Regions from separate parts of the Homo sapiens genome. Here region 1 is linked to region 2. Evidence: chromatin loops called from intact Hi-C (ENCODE). Cell type or tissue: dorsolateral prefrontal cortex. All regions are shown on one strand. Each heading gives the region's core, and the rest is flanking DNA. Links, peaks and the distances in the headings are about the cores only.

Evidence for each region. Peaks named below come from ENCODE experiments on the same cell type or tissue, not always from the same donor. Only the 100,000 strongest peaks of a DNase experiment are listed, where the experiment ranks them.
Region 1: it touches region 2 in a loop (2.6-fold over the local background); 2 of 110 quality-filtered maps call a loop at or near these places.

What each region holds. Positions count from the first base shown.
Region 1 is chr20:24,631,944-24,638,401 of GRCh38, reverse strand. The region is part of intron 3 of SYNDIG1 (synapse differentiation inducing 1); the gene reads right to left. Among named protein-coding and RNA genes, the nearest start is that of SYNDIG1, 170 kb to the right of the region's middle. RefSeq lists enhancers at 3,030-3,868, 2,750-3,949, 4,033-4,685. In dorsolateral prefrontal cortex, for the core only: no CTCF peak of the experiment used is centred there; a DNase peak (open chromatin) is centred at 3,371; H3K27ac peaks cover 2,095 bases.
Region 2 is chr20:24,774,446-24,780,903 of GRCh38, reverse strand. No RefSeq gene overlaps it. Among named protein-coding and RNA genes, the nearest start is that of LINC02967, 140 kb to the left of the region's middle. In dorsolateral prefrontal cortex, for the core only: no CTCF peak of the experiment used is centred there; a DNase peak (open chromatin) is centred at 2,943.

The DNA of each region.
Region 1 (6,458 bases), core at 673-5,672, 140 kb after region 2:
GCCTGGGTGACAGAGTGAGACCCTCTGGAGACAGTCTCCAAATAAATAATAAATAAAACAATTTCTATTTTTACCTTATACCACATTGCTGTTCTTAATATATATATGCAAACTTGTCAGTTATATTCCCTTTTTTAAAAAATCCGATTTTGCACCTGCAGCATCCATCTTGGTTTTTCTGTCCTTCTCAGCCCTGCACTGTCACTGGGGTGACCAGCTTTGGTATGAGTTGACAGTGCAGCTTTGAGCTGGCTGCTTTTCCTCTGTGACTGAGAGGTGAGCCGTGCCCGCTTCACTTGGGCAACTCATTCACCTCCACTTTTTAGGACTGCGTGAGGCTAAATGATGCAGTGTTTGGAGGGAACACTCTCTCGGACACTGGATGACTGGATGTTAGTCCCAGCTTGGCCATTAACTAGCTGTGGCCTTGGTCAAGGCATTTAACCCCTCCAGGTCGCAGCAGTTTCTAAGATGCTTCTAGGATAGCCCTGGATTTCTGCCAAGAAGTCTTGACTACACAGAGGAGTCTACAGATAGTTGAGGGGTGTTCTGGGGCTGGGGAGACTCGAAGGGAGCCAGGGTGGTCTACACCAGCCAACTAGGTGGGTGCAGCCCACTGCCTCTGCCCTGCTGTGGTGACTGAGGCTCTTGGTGACACCTGTACACCTTTTACTGCTGGACCTTTGACTGGTGCCTGCTGGCAGAGCACCTGCTCTGCTCTTTGCCTGTTCTGTTTCTGGCATCACCTTCCCCCTTCCTTCCTTGATTTGAAATTTAGGACTTTAGTGACTTGATCTGTATCACATCTAGGAATATCAGCATTTTAGAAGGGTCTTCTCTGTGGCAGAAGTCTGGAGAGCCCACATTTTGCTGGGGTTTTCTAGGTGAGCAAGAGGCTTCATGAAGAAGATCCAGTGGCTAGGTGGGACCTCTGAGGGCTGATGTCTCTGAATGAGAGGGTTGTCTTTATGGGCCTATTCTTTCTGTCTCTCCAATGCCACTGCTTTTCACAGGGAAGAGGCTGTTAGAGTGGAGGGAGGGGACGTGGAAGGGACTTGAAGAAAATGTAGCTCTGAAGGGAAGGAATCGTAAATTACCATGTGGCTTGTAATTACCATATGAGACACACCACAGAGTGCTGGGTTTCTTGCTCGCTGTTCACTCCTCTGTTCACTATGTATTTGGCATCTATGCTGCATGTAGTTCCATGTGGGATTCTGTAGGAGCTGTACCAAGACCCCTCTTCCCAGCCAATGTACCCTCCTCAGCTGCTGGAAGGGTGGGCTGCTGAGGCTGCAGCAGCCTGCCCTCCCCGGGCCCTGCCCGTGGCTGCAGGGAACTGCCTTGCAGGATCCCCCACAGGGAAAAGGTCAAGCAATGACTTCCCATGTGCAGGGGAAAATTCTCAGGAGCCTCTTGGATGGTATGCAAGGCCTCAATTGCAACTTGTGATTTCCTACTGCGCCCCAGGCAGAACCTAGGTCTGTTGACATGATCAATATAGATTTTATCTTATAATAATGATATAGCAGTTAAAAAGAAATTATTTAGGCAGATAGCGAGGGTAAGAGAGTCCTTGGTAAGATTTTCCTTTTAATGAAAAGCAGCCCCCAAATCACTTCTTTTCTAACAAAGAGCAGCCTGTAAAATTGAGCTGCAGACATAGATAAGCTGGAAGCTTGCATGGGTGAATGCCAGCAGCTGTGCCAATAGGAAAAGGCTACATGGTGGCCAGGCAGGTTCAACATGGCACTCCATCATCTCCTTTCCTTGTCAACCACGTGCACAGTAAGGAGCAGACAACATGGCACTGGCCAGGTAGAGACCCCATCTGCATAGTAAAACATTAGGGAGAGGTGGCCAGCTTCTTTGTGTGCTATGTAAATGGCACACCTGGTCCAACCAATCTTTGGGCCCTATGTAAATCAGACACTGCCTCCTCAAGCCAGTCTATAAAACCCCATGTACTTTGCCATGGACTAGAAGACCCACTCAGGTGCCCCTCTCTCTCTGCAGGAGAGAGAGCTGTTCTCTTTTCTCTTTCTTTTGCCTATTAAACCTCCACTCTTAAATACACTTCTTGTATGTCCATTTCCTCTATTCCCTTGGCACGAGACAATGAACCTTGGGTATTTACCCCAAACAATGACGCAGCTTCAATAATAGATGAAAATCACTTCCAACTTATGCATGATGAAAAGAAGTTAAGCTTTCTCATGAAAATTGAAGTACCCTATTTGCAGCCCAGTCTCATATACCGGCAAATATGGATATAAACTTTCACCAAAAACTACATTTGATTGGAACATTGTTCATAGAGCCCCCCCAAAGTCCAGACAACAGTGAACAAGCAGTGTTGGAAAGACAGCTGGGTCAACGACAGTCATTGTTATGCAGGTATTTCATGAATGCTAAAGACAATAACTACAAAATTTCCAGAATATTGGAAAGTATTGTCAGTGAAAACATTGAGATACAGAAAGTGTGTTTACTCTCATGAGAATAAACTGGTGAGAGGGTCCCCACAGTGGTAGATGGCATGGTGACCGGGTGCTAGATGTGTGTGCATATGCAAATGGCTGAGTGTGGAGGAAACTGGAAGGGCAGTCGAGGTGGTTAACATAGGTTAACTGTGTGGCCGTGAGATCCACCCTCAACACAGAAGGGGAGAAAAGGGTGCTCTGAAAAACAAGAGGCATGTGTGAATAACTGCACTGTTACAAAACTACGTGTTTTGTGATGTGAATGTAATTGTAAAAAAAGCTTATAAAAAGGTACTCCTTTAGTCGGCCTCCTCATCAAGAAAAGTCTCCAGTTTAGAAACTTAAGTATTTAATAAGAAAGATGAGAACTGGAGGCAAGACCCAACCAGCACAGAGACCCTTGGTGTCCGCTGGGATAAGGTGCAATGTCCCTGAATCTGCAGTGAGCTTTTATCATAGCAATAGGTTCTCTTCTTTAGAATCACGGGCGGGAAATTATGCAAGATGACCAGGAATGAAGAGCGCGTTCGGAAAGGCAGAAAGTTATAAAATCTGTGAATGATAAGAGGAAGCTGCTTTGGTCAGAGGTTCTGTGAAGCATGAGGAGATAGGTGTAGAAATAAAAAGTTAGCAGTGGATTTTGTGACAGGACGATGGGGCTCTTCACTGCATGGTTTCTCCTCCTCTGCACACCCAATTCTTCGTGTGTTCATGAGTCACCACCGTGAAGCCAGCACCTGGGCCCACGGCCCAGCAGGAGACAAGTGAGGTCTTCACTGCCTTTCCTTCCCAAGTCTTGGAGGCTTCCCGCTGGCAGGGTGAGGAGTGGGCAGAAGCCCGTGCTGTCCCCAGCTGCGCCCCCTCAGAACAGGCAAGGAAAGCTGCTGAGTCACACTGCCAGGCTGCTCCTGGGGCTGCCGTGTGGGAGCTGCAGGATCCGATGATGCCTGGGAGACACTAGTGCAGGCTCTGTCTTCTGCTGAGTCACTGTGAGACACCGCACAACCAATGCTCAGCAGCTGTAAAGAACTGGACTGTAGTGCCCTGGAAGCTTCCCTCCAGCAACCACTGAAGATACTCCAGGACTCCTTTCTACAGCAAGAGGCACCACTGACAGCCAAGTCTGGCAGGAGGACATGTTTGCAGTAAAGCTCATGAACAGCAGACTAAAAACTGTGTCAGAAAAATAAGGTCTACAAATTAATAAAATGTGAACACCCAATACAAAATGGTAAATGTAGAACTAGAAATTTATACGGGAAATAAAAGCAGGAAAAAAAATAACACACATAAAGATGTTCAGCTTTATAGTAACCAATGAAACACAAACTGAAACTGACAATATCTTTTATTTTATCTATCAGATTGTTGAAAATGGAACACTGAGCTCAGGTGGGAAAGACAGGCATTCACATTTTGTTAATAGGAATGAAAACTGGTACGGACTTCTGGAGGAGAAGTTACAGTATGTAGCTAAATTTACATGTGAATAACCTTTGACTTGGTGGAATTTCACTTGTGGATATCCTATATTTGCAAAAGGAGAAGTTGAAAACAATTGATATGTCCATTTTTAGGGAAAACATTACTGTAATGAAATTATTGCAATTCATACATCAAAATGCTACAAAATCATTAAAAATGTCAATGCTGGTGTTTATATGCAGATACCAGAAGTATTTACATTATGTGAAAAAGCAAGCTGCATTGCACTTTGATGGTCTTCTACGTGTAAATCAAAACTGCCCACACACACATTGATAAAGGCACAGAAAGACGGGGTCCCCCTGGAGGAGGGGCTTTGAGAAAGGGGCATGGAGGAGAGGTTCAGTTTTCATGCTTTCTTTCTCCATTCTCTTCCTCCTCCTTCTGTTTTCCAAGTTGAGTACACTATATTTGAAAAGACAATGAATAAACAAATCCAGACATGTGTCTATGTGCTCTGCTGATAACGAAGGGAACCCCAGGCAGAGTTTGGCGGATGCAGGTGACCTGGGAGGGCAGGAGTGAAAAGGTGAGAGCGGCTGGTGCGGGTGTCACGTGCTGTGCCCACACCCCAACAACCCTGAACCACGGCCTCCCCTAGGTGCTGGGGCTCCTAACCAAGAGCCTGGTCCATTAGGACAGGCTGACTTCAGCATGTGTTACCTCAGGAGTCTCCACAGCAACCTCAGAGGGCATTCACACCCAGACTGCCAGCCCCGTCCCCAGAGCTTCCGAGTCAGCAGGTCTTGGGAGCTGACGAGACTTCACGATCCTAAAACGTTCCCAGATGACCCTGATGCTGCTGGTCCAGGGAACCAGCCCTTGCGAACTGGAAAAAAGGATGGAGGAATTGAATGCTGCCATTTCTTCCAGGGTGATCAACTAGAATCAAAAGGGGACCAACTTAGAGGGTTTCAACAAGGTTCTTTGGAACATTCCCCCCCGTGAACGTTACCAGTTAATATTGATCCATGTTTATTTCTGAGCCTCCCCTACACCTGCTCCCGTGCTGGGTGCTGGGACTCTGCCAGGCACGGATAAACCAGGAGGGGCACAGCAGGGGCATCACGCACTCCACTGTGGGCCTTCGGGCTGGGTGGTGTCAGGGAGGAAGGCACGTGCCAGAGAGGTGGGCAGTGGTGGCTCTGCAGCCAGCGAGGGCTCAGATCCTACGTCTGTACTCAGGACAGTAACATGTGCCTGAATGATTGCGGCCAGGACATTCTGGGTCTGGAGGCACTCTGACCAGAGGGACAGTTTCCAGGCATGCTTCCTCACTAAGTGTTTAGCATGGCAGTAAGCTTGCTGCAGCAAGCCACGTCATGTTCAGATTCGACACGGTCTGCCCATCGCCTCTGATTTTCCTCGGGGGAGGAGGTCTAGAACAGAGCACAAAGAACCACTGGAAACTATGGGAAAGGTTATTCTGTGATATGAAAGCCTGTGGTAACTTTATTGACCAAAACGAAAAAAAAAAAAAAACAAACTTCACATAATCTATGGCAGTACCCTCCAGAGCCTTCATAAAATAAGTTCATTTCAAGTTCTGTTTCAGCTTCTCGCGAATTTATTCCAGAAGGGAGGAAAACAGCTTGTCATCCCTGTGTCTGGAAGCCCCGATGGCCTTCCCTTGTTTCCTTGTAAAGCCACAATTATTTACAGGTCTCTTTATCCCTCCAGCTGGCACTAAATACTTGAAGGGAAGCAAGGCTTCCTGCTGTTTCCCCGCTCACGACAGCAGGGCCACGTTATCATCTTGTTACCTGGACTCTTGACAAAGAACAAGAAAAGGGACCCCTATGGTCCTGGGACCAGGGGTCTTGAAAAACTCTCATTGAAATGAGGCAGCCTGCTTTTTTTCACTGGTGTTATTATTAAATTAGGTGTGAACTCTGGCCAGATGTGGTGGCTCATGCCTGTAATCCCAGCACTTTGGGAGGCCGAGGCAGGCTGATCACCTAAGGTCAGGAGTTTGAGACCAGCCTGGCCAACGTGGTGAAACCCCATCTCTACTGAAAATACAAAATTCAGCCAGGCATGGTGGCATGTGCCTGTAATCCCAGCTACTCAGGAGGCTGAGGCACAAGAATCACTTGAACCTGAGGGGCAGAGTTTGCAGTGAGTTGTGATCGCACCACTGCACTCCAGCCTGGAGCGAGACTGTTTCAAATAAAATAATAAAATAAAATAAAATAAAAAGTAAATTACGTGTGAAATCTACGCAGCAGGGAATTCACAGAACTAGAAAGATAGGCTGACTTCCAAACTCCTCCCTGCCCTCTCCTGACACCGCCCTGGGCCCACAGCCCCCACTTCCACAGAAAGACATCTGGGAGATGAATGAGTCTAGTTCTGGTCTAGTCTGTGCCACCCTCTGAAGTTAGGAGCAGAGGATGAGGCTACAGGGACATGCCTAGCTGGACAGCAGTGATGCTTTGCTCACATTTTTGAGTCTTGGTTGATGTAACTATAAGCAATCTAAGCTCTTAT
Region 2 (6,458 bases), core at 706-5,705:
CCTTCTGCCTCTGCCTGTGGCCCCTCTTCCTGGCCAGCCCTGGCGGTTGTCATCCTCACCAGCGGAAAACACCTGCTGCAGTGGTTAGCCCAGGGCTAAGGAAACAGAAGTTCTTCCCCCAGCACGGGTGGGGCCCACCTGCCTTGCCTGGGAGGAGATGGGGTGGGTTCTTGTTGACTGATTAAGTTGTCCTGCCTTAGGTGATGTGCGATTTCAGCAATGCACATTCTGGGAAGGACAAGCTTGGGCCTAAGCACCCGATTAGGGCAAAGGCTGGGCTTATGCTGCAGGCTGCATGGATGCACAGCCAGGATTTCTAGAGCTGCTTCAGTCTCGTAGGGCCTCTGACAGGAGCCAGGTTCAAGACTGGCTCAGGGAGACACAGTAGACATAGCTGAGGGGTGCCAGGAGCTGGAAAAACTCATTCTGATGCATAAACAGGTCTAATAAAAGTAGGAGATGAATTTAGGGTTTGGCAGGAGACCAGAATAATTGAAAATGCCCTTTAAGAAGACAAAGCCAGTAAAACACTACGTCAAATTACATATGGCAGGTAAAAGCCTTGCCAGAAAGAATTGGGAGCTGGAGCAAGCTTGAACTTCTGGGGCAGAGAAGCCAGCACATGACCATGATGTGCAGAAGGCCAGGTGGCAGCTGTGTCAGGGCCAGGAAGCCCTGGAGGGGGGTGGTCTTGGAGAGGGGCCTCAGAAGCCCTGCAGAGTATGAAGACCGGACAGGTTTCCCTGGGGACATGGGGCTCTCCATGCTCACCTGTTCTCCCTTCTGCTCAGACGCCCTGATGCCTCATGACACACAGCCACACTGAAGGCTGCTAGTGGTCATGCCATGGGGTCCAGCTCAGATGGGGGCCCAGGTGCTTCCTTCCTCGGCCTTCGCTGCAGCATTGGTGGCAGCTCAAATCACACATGGGTTTGGAACTCCAAAAACCCAAAGTAAACCCTGAAGCTAGCTCTCCAGTCCTCCCAGGGGGTGTCATTCAGGACTCCAAGGAAGATTCTGAGGAAGGGGAGGAACAGAGGTCCTCCCCATGGGGTGACCTGGTGCCTCGTGCCTATCTCTGCGGTCCATTCAGATCCCAGGATGGCCTTGTATGTGGACTGCCAAATTCAGCCACTCTGTGACTCCATGGGACCATCCTGTTCCTTCTGATTTGTTCTGGCTCTGCAGACCCCACTTTCCCATCTATGGTTTCTTTCTGGTGCCTGCAAGGCGGACATGCCTCATTCCCTCCAGGAAAATCCAGACCCTCTTCCATCCTGCACTTTGCTTGATTGGGAATCGCATGCAGCTCATACTTGTGCATCTATTTAATAAGATAGAGTTGTTGCTTTTTCTCCTGCAAAGGTGTGGAACGGAAGCTGTGGGTCTCATGCTGGAAAGCAGGCTTGGCTGGCCCAGCCCTTCTGGCTTTCTGTCATTGTTTGCACCTCGGTGTCTTGCTGGGCCCAGACATCCACCCCTCACTGGGCTCTCATCCAAGCACAGGAGAGGGAAGGGCCAAAGAACAAGGAATCTCTGGGGCCGCAGTACTTAGGATGGTTATATTTCCACAGAGGAAATGCCAGGAGAGGTGGCCCTGGAGCTTGAGGCCCTTATGAGGTGCAGGAGGCACAGCGAGCAGAGCTCTGGGCACCAAGCGCTGTGTTCAGAGGAAACAGCTGCATCCCAGCCAAGACCAGAGTAACAGTTGTGTTCCCAACTGAGAAAATGGTAACTAGATGCACGGTTAGGGCCTGTAATTAATTCTGCACCTAGATAAATAATCAGATGAAGGTCTGTCTGGGTAGGACACTGGAAGCAGGAGGTGCTGTGGACCCGAGGAAAGGTTCTTGGGTGTGGCGTGAAGGGGTGGTTAGATCCTGCCTTCTGGAGCTGAGCTTGGACTTCTGGCCCCGGTCCAGCTCTGTCATTGGCAGTCTAGTCCCGCTTTTCCTTCCCATGGTTCCGGTGCACAGGTGTTTCTGGCTGGCGCCAGTCCCGAGGTGCTCTGCTGATTCCGAGAAGCCGGCAGGCGGCAGCCACTGTGGTCAGGGCAGCACTGCCGTCTTCATCTGGGCGTCCTCATGCACCTGCTGTCAGCAGGCCCTCCTACCCTGACCCTGGAGGACAATCTGGGAGCCTCGGAGCCTTTCTGAAAGGTGGACGCATGGAGAGGAAAACCTGGCTTCAAGCCTCACCGGCCCAATAGGAAGGCTGATGCAGATGCTGTCTCCACCTGGCAGGCTTCCTGTGCCCAGCGCTGGTGCCCTGCCCTGGCCTGGCAGTGTGTGGGAAGCAGTGATGAGGCACCCAGCATGCTGAGCCCCTAGAAGGAAGGCGACTTTGGTCCAGGGAATTCGGCCAGTTTATGTCCTGGCTCCAAGGAGCTTCAGTTCCCAGCTCTCTCTCTCTCTCTCTCTCTCTCTCTCTCTCTCTCTCTCTACCCCTCCCTCCCTCCCTCCCTCCCTCTCTCTCTCTCTCTCTCTCTCTCCCCTGATCTCTAGGCCATGCTCCAGGCAGCATCTGTCCTGCCCTGTCTTTGTTCCCCTGCCCCAGAACCTTGCACACACAGATGGACGGAATGCACAGAGGAGAGAATGAATGGTTGCTTAATGTGAGGGGAAGCCAGGCAGCCAGCGACATGTAAAGCTGGAAGAGAACCTACAGAGGGTTCTCCTGAGTCCCTCAATTTGTCTGAAGGGGCCCCTCTTCCATGTTTGCTTGAGGAAGGGGCTGGGAACTTTGCCTGTGTTGACAGGGATCTCCTGGGAGCTGGGGTGTGGGGTGGGCAGATCCTAGCTCATGGCAGGCAGGCATTCAGTGTCACCCCTGCATTTGCCAGAAGGTTCCCCTCCTCTCCTGAGTCCTCAGGCTGTCCCCGTGGCATCTTCCAGGATCCACATATGAATGATGACTCATGGGTGTCTTTCTCCCTGCTTCTAGGGATAGTTTTAGGCTTGGGGAGGGGGTGGAATCCCACAAGAACAGATGGACGCTGCCTCCTTTGCACCTACCCCGTGGCTGTGTCTGAGAGCTTCCATTTTCTCCAGGAGGACAGGTGGCAGAGAACCATCCAATCCCCTCTGCAAGTGTAGCACTTGTTTGGAATTCAGTTCTATATCAGGTGGTGCGTCTCGCCAACTCTTCAAAAATCAATGAGCTACAAGGCCTTACATTAGAACAAGTCTCTTGGAAATTCAGTGCTGAAATCCCTTTATGCACCAATTCTCTCAGAAACCTGAGTCAGATAGTCACAGTTCTCCGTGTAGCCTATTTTTATGTCCAGTCTCTTGGAAATTTAGCACATAGTGGGAACTCAAACATTTTGCTTAATAATTGTAGGACTGTTAATTTCTGTGCCAGACTAAAGACAAGCTATTTAAAGACCCTCTATGTATGGGGCTTAAAGAGCTTAAAGACATGATTCTGTAGAAACATGATTCCATGGAAACAATGTTGGTTCTATGTTTGCCTCTAACATGTCACATTCTTTTGTATTTTAATGTTACTTCTCATGTTGTATTGACCAGGTGCAGTTTCATCTTCTGAATCCAAGAATGGAAGCACGATGGGACTTGAGCATCCAGGACTACCCACTCAGGAGAGCATATGACCAGCCCCTCAGAGCCTCTGGGGTCGAGGCAGGTGTGTCACCTTCCAGCCCCATAGTCAGTTCCTGTGGCTCCTTTGCCCATGGGCTGTGCCATTATTATGCCACATGACTGTGCAGTTGCTTTGTGCCTGGGGTGTTTGTCAGAAAAGATTCCCAGGGCAGGTGGGTGTGAAGACAGCATCCTCCCTTGGCCGAGGTGACACCCTCCAGGCTGGGGACAGAGTCTGGGAGAGTAAGGAGCACTTGCTTCTTTCTCTGGGAAATGTGCTGTGTGTCCCGACAGGGCGTCCTGGTTCTCCCCTTTGCCCTCACACTCTTTTCCCACAGTGAGTCCTGGTACACTCTTGCTCAGAGCCTGCAGTGGGATCCACCATCCCTGCAGTGGCCCCCAAGGGCTCCAAGAGCCAGCAGGACCTGCCTTGACCTTCCAGTCTCACTTCTGTCCACTCTCTGCTTTCCTCTCGCCAGTCCAGCCTGACCTCCTCGCTGTCCCTTCAGCACCCAGGCACAGCCATGCCTCAGGGCCTTTGGATGTGCGGTTTGCCTGGAGCACTCTTCACCCAGTCATCTGCTTGGCCAATGTCCTTGGCACCTTCTCTTTGGCACACCCAACACTGCAGAGCCTCCCCTCTCCAGCCCACACTCAGGACCCATGTATCTGACTCTGCTTTCTTTCCTTCCCATAACACTTACAGTCGTGTAACATACAAGTTGTTTACTCTTCTGTTCTGTTGTTGTTTGTGAGTTGTTGCCGGTTTTGCTCCCCAATATCCTGAGCACTCAGCAGTGTCTGCCCGGCTTTGGCTCAGATGGAGCATGATGTGTGGATTTGGGTTTGTTGCATCTTCTCAGTTCAAATAAAACTGACAAATGGCAGCATTCTTCAGCAGACATCCAGCATAGCTTTATCAATTTCATGTATTTCTGCTTCTGTCTTTATTATCTTGTGCATTCTATTTTCCTAAGGTTTATTCTGTTTTAAAAGAATATGTTTTCTTAAGTTCATTCATTCTCAGACTTCCTGCTTTTCTAAAACAGCCCTAATATCATGTAACCACTCTTAGAACCTTTTTGTTGTATTCTACAGGTTGTGACAGGTACTCTTAATGATTATTCAATATTAGGTACTGTTATTTATAAATTATTTAGAAATACTTGGTGAGTCATTGTTACCTCCTTTTTCCTGTTTTAGAGGTCATGACTTCTGTATTCTTTGATACAGCCTAGCATTTACAGCCTGCATTCCTCACTTATCAAAGTCTGATGTTAACTGGTGATTTTATATGTGGGCACTCTCTTTTCCAAATATATTTTAAAAATCTTTTAATCATTGATTTTTCACTTAATTGTATTGCGTTTAGAAAATATGGTGTACAGTACTAAGTTTTGCAATCTTTTGAGACTTGCTATTTAGTCCAATGCATAAGCAATATTTGTAAATGTTGTCTGTGATCGTATAAGAAATAAATCCCACCAATTAATGGGTGCGTGTTCTGCACATACCTGTCAGTTCACATTTGTTAGTTGTGTCATTTATGTCCTTGCTAACCATTTTTGTCTTCTTGACCTATCAGTGATGGTGGCTTTATCAACCTCTTATTGCAATCCTGCAAATCTTTGCTTTACATATTTAGAAGTTATTAGTTGCGCACAAGTTTAGAAACACTATATCTTCCTATGTAGTGATCTTTTTCTCCCATATGATGTTTTTTGCCCTAAAGTCTATTGCTATAGCTGCAGTAGTTTTTGTGATTAATAATTGCCTGGTATATCTTTTTTCTATTATTTTCTTTATGGGGTGTATATTTTAAAGTTTTGGACATATCTCTTTATAACAGCATATAATGAGATTTTGCTTCTAATCCAGACTGACCATATTTGTATCTTAAGTAAAGAGTTTTTAATCCATTTACCTTCATTGTGACTATTGATGTGTTTGAGCTTATTTTTGCCACCAAATCATATTTTACATATTTTATTAGTTTTGTTCCTTCCTCCTCCATTCTTTCCCTTTTTGGGAACAAGTGGCAAAGACAGTTTTTGAACTCAGATTTCTCCAACACCAAAGGCTGTATTCTTTCAACCTCTCCACTGTGGGACTATGAAAATCCCCAAGTGGCATTTCTATTTCACATCTCAATTTTATGCCGGAGATTAACTGCATGTTTTTCTATTTCCTATTTCTCGACCTATCTGTTTGAATAAACATCTGAATGGTTTTATAGATTGGCTTCCTTGGTGCTTCTCAGATATCCCCCCATTTCCCTACAGGGTCTGTTATGCTTTTTTCTCAAATACCTATGAGGAGTTCTCACTTCTTTACCCCTTCTAGTTTGGCTTAAATGCTGTCTTTTTACTGGAGCTCCCTTGGCCCTCTTAATCAAAATATCAAAACCCTCCACCCTTGCCATTCTTATCCCTGTCCTGCTTGACTCCTTGGAGGATGAGTGACTGCAGGCACCACCCCATGCTCAGAGGCTCTGTCGGGAGCCTGCGCCTCATACCTCACCCCGTGCTGAACTTCTTCAGGATGGCATTTGGCCTCCACTACACAGGATGAGTCTTCTGGGTAAATATTTTTTTCAAGTGTGGCGGCTCACTTTTTAAAACAATGAGTGAATATGGCTTTTTCACATGCTAGCGTTTTTCTCTGTTGTTTTCTTCGTCTCGTCCTTTTCACCTCTTCCCCCTTCCCCAAAAGCATGCACTGTGCAGTGTCCCCATCTCCTGCCCATCAAAACTCATGACCTTTATTCATATGATGGTGCTTCAGAAATGCCCTTCACCTCCCTGCCCAACTGTGCAGCTCCCTCTGGGTGAAATATTGACTTCAATGGCCTCATGT